Linked DNA regions of Homo sapiens: region 2 is linked to region 1. The links are chromatin contacts, found by Hi-C or POLR2A ChIA-PET in ENCODE. All regions are on one chromosome and are shown on one strand. Each heading gives the region's core, a stretch centred on a gene start or an enhancer-like site at or near the end of the contact. The rest is flanking DNA. Distances are from core to core; before and after follow the strand shown. Region 1 holds the start of GNG12 (G protein subunit gamma 12). Region 2 overlaps GNG12-AS1 (GNG12, DIRAS3 and WLS antisense RNA 1).

Region 1 (5,245 bases), core at 1,303-3,802:
CATGTACTGCGTGTTAAGTCCAGTTTAAGTGTTTTCCAAAGACAAAGTTTTCATATACTTTCTGTAAAGCCCTACAGATAGAGACCATTATTATCCCCATCTTATAAATCAGACTGAAAAAGGTTAAATAGCTAATATTTTCATCTAAGTCTGTCTGACTCCAAAGCCAACACCCCAAATCACTGTTAAACAAGCTTCTCTTCCAAGTTAGGGCTCAGAAAAATTTACTTGCTTTCACAACTTGCCTTCCTAGGTTAAGCTTAAGCTGACATAAAACTCCAAAACAAAGCAAAACACAATAAATCACATAATTCTAATTTTAAAAAAAACTAATTTGATATTGGCTAACCACTTCCTCAAGTTTTCTGACCATGAAGCCCTTTGCTCTCACACTTTAATAAACCACCGATATTCTCTAACAAGTGACAACACAAATCCACAAATCTAATTGTTAGAGAGCTTTCAAGTAAGACTGGAGCTTTCTGGACAGGAAATTTTTATAATTCTATTTTTTTCAGGCTCTTGTGAAACACAGATTCACATTTTCATATATTTCTACACAAATCTAAGTGCTGTGTGCCCTGTTGGGGGTTCGATATCTAGTAAATTACATGAGTTAAATACAGCAAAAATAGGACTGCATTATTTATAAGGTCTAACGACGCAGTAGACTTTTCAGCATTTTTTGGACTTAAACCAGGGCTTTACGGCGCTGGTTAACTATTAGAGAAGGCAAAGGGACTGAACATTTTATCTGAAAGTCCTTTTATCACTTAAGACTCTGTAAAATTTTTGATTACTTTAAAAATTGTGTGTGTGAATAACGTTAGTTTACTAGAAAAGGGGCTTGCTAGTATATATAATTTGGTTAAAAAAACAAAAACAAAACAAAACAGCTCCTTACTTGAATGTGATTGTTTTGGCAATAGTAAAATTCAATCCCGTCGTTCTAGCGCTGCCTGCCTTCCTGGTTCTCCTAGGTGAGGGCCGCCATCCTGCGATAATTTACTTCGAGAGCTGCGAAGCGCTGGCAAGGGTGCAGTCTGGTGACTAGCACTTTTAAAAACAAAGCCAAACTCCGCTTTTAAAATAGAGAAGGCACAGACGCAGACCCTGCCTCTGACGACATCCAAAAGATTCATTATACACAGCCTATTCAGGCGAAGCTACAACCGCCCCAGGAAATATAAACTGTGTCGGCAAAGACAGCAGGGGGGAGAGGAAGTAACTGATGGGAAGGAAGCTAATCATGTGAAGTTTGTCCAACTCCACACGGTCTAATAAATTCCCGTTTGTTTCCGCTGGGAGCAGCCATTAAACGCGCCCTGACACGTGGGCGCAGGAACCTCCCTTCTACCTCTGGTGTTCAGAGATTTCCTTCTCGACCCACTTGTTTGTATACAACCACGCCCGGCAGGATGACCACCAGATGACCGGCCGCAGCAATGCCTCCACTCAGTCCCAGTTGGGCAAAGTTTCACTCCACTGCGGCGACGTGAACAAGAATCACGGCTTCCTTATCGTGAGTTATGAATGATTTAAGCCAAGTTTACAGGACACACAAAGCGAGGGACGAGTGAGTGACGGGAGGTGCTAAGTGACAGCGTTTTAAAGTTAGCTTTAATTGATATGCCCTAATTAAAATGAAAAACAGAATTCACCCTGCCCCACGGGATAACTGTCGGGGCAATAATTAAAAAAAAAAAAATCACCCAAGACTAAGCCTCAACCTCCCCCTTACCACTTGCAAATACAGTCTGCAGAAAAGCAGCCTCGGGTCCCCACTCGGGGGTCCCTCGCGGGGTGCGTCATATGGGCTCTCCCCTCTGCGACCCGCTATTTCCCTGCTAGACCCCCAGCGCCCAGCGGATTCCAAGGCTGCGCTCCCGCCGGCTGGTCCCGGGAGGTAGAAAGTAGGCAGAGGGGCGTGGCGTCCCTGTCGCCCCCACATGCCAGCCCTCCTCCAACGCCTGACACCACCACAAGCCACGGCTGGGAACACTGGGGGCCTCCCAACCCGGCGCGGGGCGCACGGCCGCAGGCTGGCGAGGAGGCAAGCGAGCTCAAGGGGAGACCTTTCCTTCCACCCCCAGCCCTAGCCCCAGCCACAGCCGTGGGGGCGGCTTCCCGCAACCTCGGGCGGCCGCCCGTCGAGGGCGCGCGCGCCGTTTCTGCCTCTGGGTCTCGGTGTCCCTTGGCCCCTTCCTCCCCCTCCCCCCGGTCTCCGGCGCCCAGCGCCCAGACCAGTCCCCGCCCTCCAGCAGGACACTCTTCCCTCCTTCCTTCCTTCCTCCGCTCCCTCCCTCCATCTCGCTTCCCAGCACCCGGGACTCGGAGGCGGCCCCCGAACTCGCTGGCCGACGCCCCGCGCCGCGCCCCGACCCCGCGGGGACCCGACTCACCACCCGCGCCCGCCGCTTGGTACTCACCCGCCTGCCGGTGCGCTGCCCCGCCGTCGCCGCCGGGACTCGGTCTCTAAGGGCTCCTGGAGACGGCTCCGACCTCTCCTCCTCCTCCTCCTCTTGCTCCTCCGGGCGCCGGCTCCGCCTCGCTGGGGTGGGCGGGGCGGCGGCGGCCCCGGGCTCCTTCCTCCGCGCCGGGCCCTGCCTCCCGCCCGGACGCCCTGGCTGTGCTGTCCCGGGCCGGGGAGCCCGCGTTGTGGCCCCGCAGGAGGAGGGGCGAGGCCTGGCCTGTGGAAGCTCGGTGGACGTCTGGTCGTCTTTGGCCATCCCCCTTCCTCTAATTCTCATGGAGGACCTGAAGTTCTAGGACTTGAGGGCCCCCACTCTACGACCCGCCCCCGCGCGGGGCCGCCCTGACTCCTCGCAAGTTTCCTTCGCGTGCGAACGCCTCGCTTGCCCCTGTGCCAGCGGTCCCCAGGGCTGTGAGGATGAGCGCTGCCAAACCCCTACACGAAAGTTTGGTTCTGTTCCAGAAACTATGGAGGAAAACACGCATAGTAACATTTAAAGGGCCCTGGGGCCACGGAGAGAAGTTTCCCAGAAAGTGGAGGTATAACTGCGGATTATAGAATTTGTAGTACATCCACCCACCATGAGCTTCCCGTCCATCTGCCCCGACCCCCTGAAATTTGTTTCCGAATGTCCAGTACCTGGCAGAGTTCTGCCTAATGAATTAATGGGATTTGGTTGGTCTTTTCTGGAAGGGTTCAAGGTCGGGTAAATGGAGGAGCCATTTCCGCTTCCACAGATTTTGTACTATTCCTTTGGCCATTCGACAGACATTACCAAGCACCCGCTGTGTACCAACTGCGATGCTAAAGGTGATGGGAGAGGTACAAAGATGAATCAGACAAGGGGCTTGCCTTCTTGGAGTCCAGAAAGAGTAAAGAAGCTGGATGTTCAGAAAACCACTCAGCGGACTTCTAGAGTATTCCTAGGTAGCCGCTTTCTTGTTTGACAGGGTGGAGAGAAAAGAGGTGAGGCCAAAGTAGGTCACTTAGAACCAGTGTGGGCAGAGTCCACACTTGAAATGGAGTCTGAAAGCATTGGTGAGGGATGTCTGTGTATTGAGTTTCACCAACTGAGGACAAGTGGGCCCTGGGGAATCTGGGAACTAGGGACTGCAGTCAGGGCATTATATTCCCTCTTGCTTTCCTTCTGACCCCTAAGCAAGTTTCAGGTTTAGTGAAATCATTTGCACATGTAGAAGAGGTGTCACAGGTAGAGTAGGTGTATGAATGCATGCCTTGCCCCAGGAGTGTGGTCTTAGCAAGCTGCGGATGGCGGTGGTTTGTGGGATGCAAGCCACAGACTGCCAGAGGGGTCTTTATTTCCTGTTCTGTTCAGCATTAGGAAATGCTTGACTGATTCACAAGTACTAACAGTTCAAATGATACACCTGAAACAGAACAGCTTGACACCACAGGGACTGAGAGGGTGGCATACTGGAGTTTGTATTTTTTGGCCACAGACCACAGAATAGACTCCTCTAAGCTATGCTACTAATTTTCCTTCCTGGGACACTTTATAGTTTAATAAGTGCTTTCATGTACTTACTCTTACTTTTCTCTCATTAGTCTCTTGAAAAAACCTGGAAGCTGGAACACCACATATTGCCACCAGTAACTTAAGCGGCTTGTCGAAGGTTTTTCTAGTTGAGTGCTGTTCAAAGTGTGGTTCATGGAATAGTGACAGTCTGCAAACCGTTACCCATCTACAAAGGGATGAGCATAGAAATTGAAGATGAGCATGTAGAAACTTACAGCAATTTGACAGAGTAATTTTATGTCTGTTAAATCGTTTAAAATGCAGCTTTGTATTTTATGTCTATTTCATTTTTCTTTTATGTGGAAAGGCATCAGCCTGCAACAGATTGAAAATAAAATATCACAGATAGTTTGAGAAGCACTGATCGAGATAGTATTAGGTTAGTACAGAAGTTATTACCGCAATTACTTTTGCATCAACCTAATAGCAAGGCAGGAATGATAAGAGCTAATACTTAACCAGCACTTTCTGCGTAGCAGATGTTGCTTTAAGTGCTTTACATATATTAAACCTTTTAATCCTCCTAACAACCTAAGGACGTAGTCACAGGAAGGTTAGGTCTTACAGAGCAAAACTGGCAGAGCCAGGATTCAAACCTTGGCTGGCTGACCCAATACTTTGTGCTTTTATCGATGCCCTTGATCCAGTGTCCTTTCTACTCTGCTGATGTTTCCCAAACTTAAAGGATTCACATTCCATTTTCATACAACTGTAATTCCTATTTTTTATTTATATTTCTTATTGACTCACTTTTGTTATTTTGTACATATATTACCCTGGCAGTTAGTAACTCCAAGCATGTAATCATGGGTTTGAAAAGCAAGCATCAATCTTCTACTCTAGTTTATATTAAAGTACATGCCTAATTCCAGCACTTGCTGCCAGTGCTTGGCCATACCCCCTCCAGTCCTTTTCCAGTTTCGTGCACACTGGTTCCAGGCGTGCTTTCATTCCCTCCTGCCAGCACCCACATCATATTCTCAGAGTACCAGCTCCAGCTGCAGGATTTGCTTTGCCTGGGCACAGGGCAGCTGGAAATGTGTAGAATTAATGTCCTCCACCTCCATCCCTAGCCTTTAGCCAGTGTGGAGGAATAAATATTTCAGCTCCTTTGCTCATATTTGTGATAACTGGGTGGATCTACATTGTCTACAGAGTTCCCTATGCTGTTGGGCCAAATTCCATGAGCCTGTTTGGTTTCTTATTTTTTTTTTTCTTTCTCTAGCCTTCTTTTA
Region 2 (5,245 bases), core at 1,015-3,514, 57 kb after region 1:
GGACTGTATTTAATAGGTCTATGGTGTGGTTTGGGTATGGGAATTTTAAAAGTTTCCCTGATGATGCCAATGTGCAACCCAGGTGAAGAACCGCTGATTAGCTTCATGGCTTCATTTAGTAGACAGGGAACACAAGCCAGTTTGGGAAATAGCTGGGACCAGATAGAGATGTTTGGAACCCTAGGCCTGGCCTTTCCCTCTATACTGTGCTGCCTTCCTACAACACTTCGTTAATTTGTAGGTTTCAACCTGGAACACACATTACAGGCATTGGCTTTGGCATATATCAGATGCTACCTTGTATTGCTTGTTGGTTCTAAAGGGTCTCAGTTTTCTTTTCTGTAAAAGGGGCCTAATACCCCCTTTTCCTCGTGTCATCGTTATTCTTTGAATTGAATGAGCGAATGCATATGAAAGTTCTGAAAAATGTACATTATGCACATGGAAATTAGAGTGGGCAGATAAGGTCAGGTGACCCAGTGCCAACACAGTGCTCCATTCATAAATGGGTTTGGGAGATGTTTATTGACAGTAATTGCTTGTGGGAATAAGAAGCAGCTGCTCTTACAGAACAACTTCCTCACAAATACACCTGGAATTCCTCACATCCCAGCAAGCTGTCAACATCACCTCCCTCAGGGAACTCTTGATTAAGGTTACCATATTTTCAGCTCCAGGCATTCAGAAAATAAATTCTACATAATTAAAATGCACATGCATATGCATGAACGTGTATATAATTTTGCATGCTGTGTTGAATAGTCTCCAACTTAATAAAGTAGTACACCCTGTGGTTGTCATCCTGCGGGTGTCTCTTTCCCTGGGCTATCCCCTAATACAGAGGACAATTGTTCAGGGACCAGAGAGACTTAACTAATGGAAGGAGCTGAAAGAAGCTGCAGGCAAAGGAAGAGGCATCCAGGGACTGGAATGGGAGGCCTCTCTCCTGCTGACAGCAAAGCAGCATTGTGGCTTTCCCAGAGCATCGGGCAATGCTTTCCTGAAGAGGCTTTGGAAGCATTTAGGGCTCTGTAGGAATCTGGAAATCCAGCCTGCTCTGTGCTTGGGAGACCACCCCCTCCTTAGCCACAGAAGGAATTCAGAGCAGCCTGAAAGCGGCATAAATGCCTCCACGGACTTTCCCTTCAGTGGTAGGAAGGAAACAATCTCACTAACAACCCAGGCAGTCTGTGTCATTTGTAATTAATTCAAAGTATGTATGTGGTAGGTCCTGGAGACACACAGTGGGTGTTCAGACCCTACCCCTGTACTTGTGGAGAATGCAGTTGTATGGAGGATACTGACAAAAAGTCAATGGAAAAATCAAAGAATGACATTTTGTCATGTTAGGAAGGAAGCAGACGAGGGGCCGGCAAGGGTGGGGTGGGAGGGCATTTGCTTTAGTGATGATGGTCAGAGGGAGACCAATGTGGCTGGAGAGTGAGGAGGAACCTGGCAGAAAAGCAGATGAGACCTGGGCAGAGAGCAGATTATGCCAGTGTGTGTGGGTATGCTGCATCTATTAGACAGCCATGTCCACTTCGTGGGTGATAATCAAGGGCGATATTTAAAATAGTCAACACCTGGCAGGGGTGGACCTGGTTTTGCTTAAACATTTTGGGGAGAGGGCCTTTAAAAAAAGAAATTTTCAAGTGTCTTCTCAATGACTTTTTGTTTTTAAAACAAAACAAAACTGATACGGCCTTATAAACATATGGCTAGGATCTTTGAAAGGTGTTTTGCATATGGAGGCCCTGAAACTTAGGCTTCATCAGATTCACAGTAAATCCACCTTTGAAAATCATTCAGAGCAGATGCCAGCAGTAAGCACTGGTACAGCTGTCCTGAGGCATCCCAGCTAAATGTCAGATGCAGATGCAGAGGTTCTTTCAGGGCTAAGAAGAAAACCTTGAAAAGAGTGGGGAAGGGGTGTTAGGGATATTTGCATGTGAGTGGGGGTAATGATGCCCTCTGAATCTAAGCTGCAAAGTTATAGAAGTTATAATATATATAATAGTAATATATTATAATATATAATAACAATGTATGCAGACAGAGGAAAATAATGGAGGAGTCAGTGGGTTAGAGATCTTATAGAAGTCCTAGAATTGTACTAGTGGGGTGCCAGAGAAAGTGAGCTAAAATGACAATGAAAATGAGTCCTTGGAATCTAGAGGTTAGAAGTGGCCCATTTTCTGGTGATGGCAAAGGGCAGGAAATGACCATGCAGTGGGTGGCTGGAGTAGTGTGGAGGAAATGTCAGTGAAATTGAGGGTTGGAGTGTGGGATGACTCACCCATGTGGAACTTTCAGCTACAAATGATGTCATGAGTTGGGTAGAGAGGAAGACAATGAGAATTTTTTTTAAAATTAAACTTGAGAACTCTTTATTATGTAAGAAACAGCTATAACTCTCATTTTCTTGGTTGCTAGGTGTGCTGTCCAGGATCTGGAAAGAAAAGTGCACACAACATCTAAATTTTTCTCCCAGTGGGAGATTCTACTGCTGGTATTAGAATCACAGGCAGACATTACTGCACTTGTTTGGGCTTGGCTGAATCTCTGATCAGTTACATAGTTATATATGTCTGCATTTTCCCTTTCCTTGCTGGAGGTAAATGCCTTTTGAATGGTCATAGTCTCTATAGAGAAGTGTGTTATTAAAAAGGAAAAAAAACAGCAACAGATATTTTATGATATATAATGGTTTTTGTTTTGCAAAAGCCTTTCACATTTATCTCATTTGATCCTCAGAACAAACCCATAAAACAGTGAGCATTTTCCCATACAAGACAGAAAGAAACAGTCTCAAGTTAAGCAAACCACAGAGCTTACACATGTTATAGAAACCAGAGCTGAGGCTTGAATCCAGGTATTCTGCCTCCCTATCCAGTTCTCTTTCCACCAAAGCATGGCCCCATATCTTTGTGGTAATGTTGCCATCTCAGCTGCTTCTACCAAATTGTTTGTTCCTAATGTTGCAAGCCTGTTGGTCTCAGAGAAAAGGGGCAAATGAGAGAATCCTGGGCCTGAGCCTTCAGACCCATGAGATATTTGCTTCCTCCAGGCTGGAGTTTGCTTGCTAAATGAACTGTGCTGGTTGTAAAGATCATGAAGCCAACTGAAAAAGATTTATAAGCTGTCTAGGTGATCATCCTTAATGGGAATACATAGGAGTGTGGGAAATCTCTAATTTACCACCTTGATTTGTGAGGGTGTGTACACTGGCATGGATACGTGTGTAACCCAGGCAGCCTGCTACACCAGTTTCCAAGCTGGCTTGCTTCAGTGCATTCACACACATAAATCCTGTCATTGGGAATATCCTTCCTGGCATCATTGCATGTCTCATTCAATCTCATGTCCCAGCTTAAATACTCAACTCTTTGGACCACTCTTGATTTTCCTAGATAAATGTAAAGTTTTCCTCCTCTGAACTCTCTGTCACCCTCCTGGGACCTCACTTATGGTACTTTTCATCTTGAATTAGTGGGAGTTGAAAAACAACCAGTCTTTCGTACTCTATTGTAAATGTAATACCTTAAGGCCAGGGAACATGTGTCATTCATATTTGTGTATCTGCCAGAGTTACCTTGCACCCTGATGTAAAGGAGCTTTGTTTGCAGTCTGCAATGAGGGACTGCTCATCGGGCCCCCAGTCTGCACAGCAAATCTTGATTCGAGGCATCCAGAAGAGTTGACTGGGGGTGTCTGGAGCTCATGAGAGAAAGAAGGCTGAATTGTGGTCCTAGAGAGGGAAGGTAAAGTCACGGAGCGAATGAGATCACCCCAGGAAACTGTGAGAACTAGTAAGAAGTGATGCAGCCCGAGGACTGAACCTTAGGCAAACACATAAAGGGAGAAAAGTAAAAGAGGAGCCTCTGGGAAGGAATCACTGGGATTCAGGATAAAGTGAAGTCATAGGAGCCAGGAAGGAATGGTGAACAGTGGAAACATTCAGAGAGATAAAATAAGATGTTTAAAAGTGTCCGTTGGATTGAATGACAGAGAGGACATGATGTTCTTTGCCATGATAGCTTCTGTGAGGTGGTGGCTAAGGTGATCAGATGTCCTCCATTGCTTGGGACTGAGGGGGTTTCCAGGATGTGGGACTTGCAGTGCTAAAACCAAAAAAATTCTGGGCAAACTGTGATAAGTTGGTTACTGTAAGTGAGAAAAATAAAAATCAAACTCCAGGGCTGAAGAGCGAGTGTGAGGGAAGAAGCAGCAACTGAAGTGAAGAGCAGTTTTTGGTTCACAGCAAAATTGAGCAGAAAGTGCAGAGTTCCCATAGACCCCTGACCCTGCACACACACAGCCTCCTGCCACTATCCACATCCCACACCAGAGTGGACATTTGTTCCAATCAGTGAACCTGCACTGACACATCACTATCACCCAAAGTCCATAGTTTACATTAGGGTTCACTCTTGATGTTGTATGCTATATGAGTTTTGACAAAGTACAATGTAGTTTAGAATGTCAGTATGGGAGGAAATTATTAGGTGTAAACAGATTGGAAGGGAAAAGAGACACGGATGCATGAAACTGCATTTGCCTGTATTTTATATAAGGTTGAAAAAGTACCAGTTGTCCACATCAAGGAATAAAGGGCTGATGGAGATTTGGGAGGAAGTTAAACCCTGCCTCAAATTCAACTCCCGTGTAGATCTCTAAGGAAAGCCCTATTCCTTATGCTACCTAGATGAAGCTGAGATGCCAGAAACACATTGTAGCAAAAGAAATAAAATTCTCAAGGATATATGGATTCTGGACTAGGTCTATTACTCATGACTCATTTATTCCCTCAACAATGCCTCTGAAGAGGTCTTGGAAGACATTGTTTAAACAGAACATTAAGATGAAATTTCTGTTTCTGGAAGGATGGTATGGAAAACTAGATGCTCTGTCTGGCTGTCTTACCAAAAACAGTTTAACAGTCTGGATAAAATATTTTTTGAAAAAGTAAGTGCAAGCTGGAGCTAGGATGAAAACAGTGAGAGTTGAGAGTCCTAAACCAAAGTGAATAAAAAGGAACAAAATGTTAATACACGCAACAGTATGGAGTAACTCAACACCATTGTGCTGAGTGAAGGAAGCCAGACAAAAGAGAATACATACTGTGTGACTGCATTTACATAAAATTCCTGAAACTGCAAACGAATCTGTAGTGGTAGGAACTAGGTAAGTGGTTTCATGGGAGTAGGAGTAGTTGGAGGAATTGTTACAAAGGAGCAGGGGGAAG

Evidence for each region. Hi-C counts contacts between places; a loop is a spot of excess contacts on that map. ChIA-PET counts read pairs that join two places held with the same protein, here RNA polymerase II (POLR2A).
Region 2: a map of PC-9 shows a loop between it and region 1 (6-fold over the local background). The contact joins the enhancer-like site here to the promoter of GNG12 in region 1. A Hi-C loop is called at or near these places in 1 of 168 maps with a recorded cell type or tissue (PC-9). POLR2A ChIA-PET finds 5 or more read pairs at or near these places in 1 of 52 experiments (RWPE1).

What each region holds. Positions count from the first base shown.
Region 1 is chr1:67,830,915-67,836,159 of GRCh38, forward strand. It overlaps GNG12 (G protein subunit gamma 12), which reads right to left and starts at 2,553. Exons shown (of 4, transcript NM_018841.6): 1 at 2,430-2,553. It overlaps GNG12-AS1 (GNG12, DIRAS3 and WLS antisense RNA 1), which reads left to right and starts at 1,374. Exons shown (of 10, transcript NR_040077.1): 1 at 1,374-1,522.
Region 2 is chr1:67,887,832-67,893,076 of GRCh38, forward strand. The region is part of intron 1 of GNG12-AS1 (GNG12, DIRAS3 and WLS antisense RNA 1); the gene reads left to right. Among named protein-coding and RNA genes, the nearest start is that of GNG12, 57 kb to the left of the region's middle. Within about 2 kb of position 2,265, at least 3 of the 41 ENCODE cell types and tissues checked have a DNase peak (open chromatin) inside an H3K27ac peak, as active enhancers do.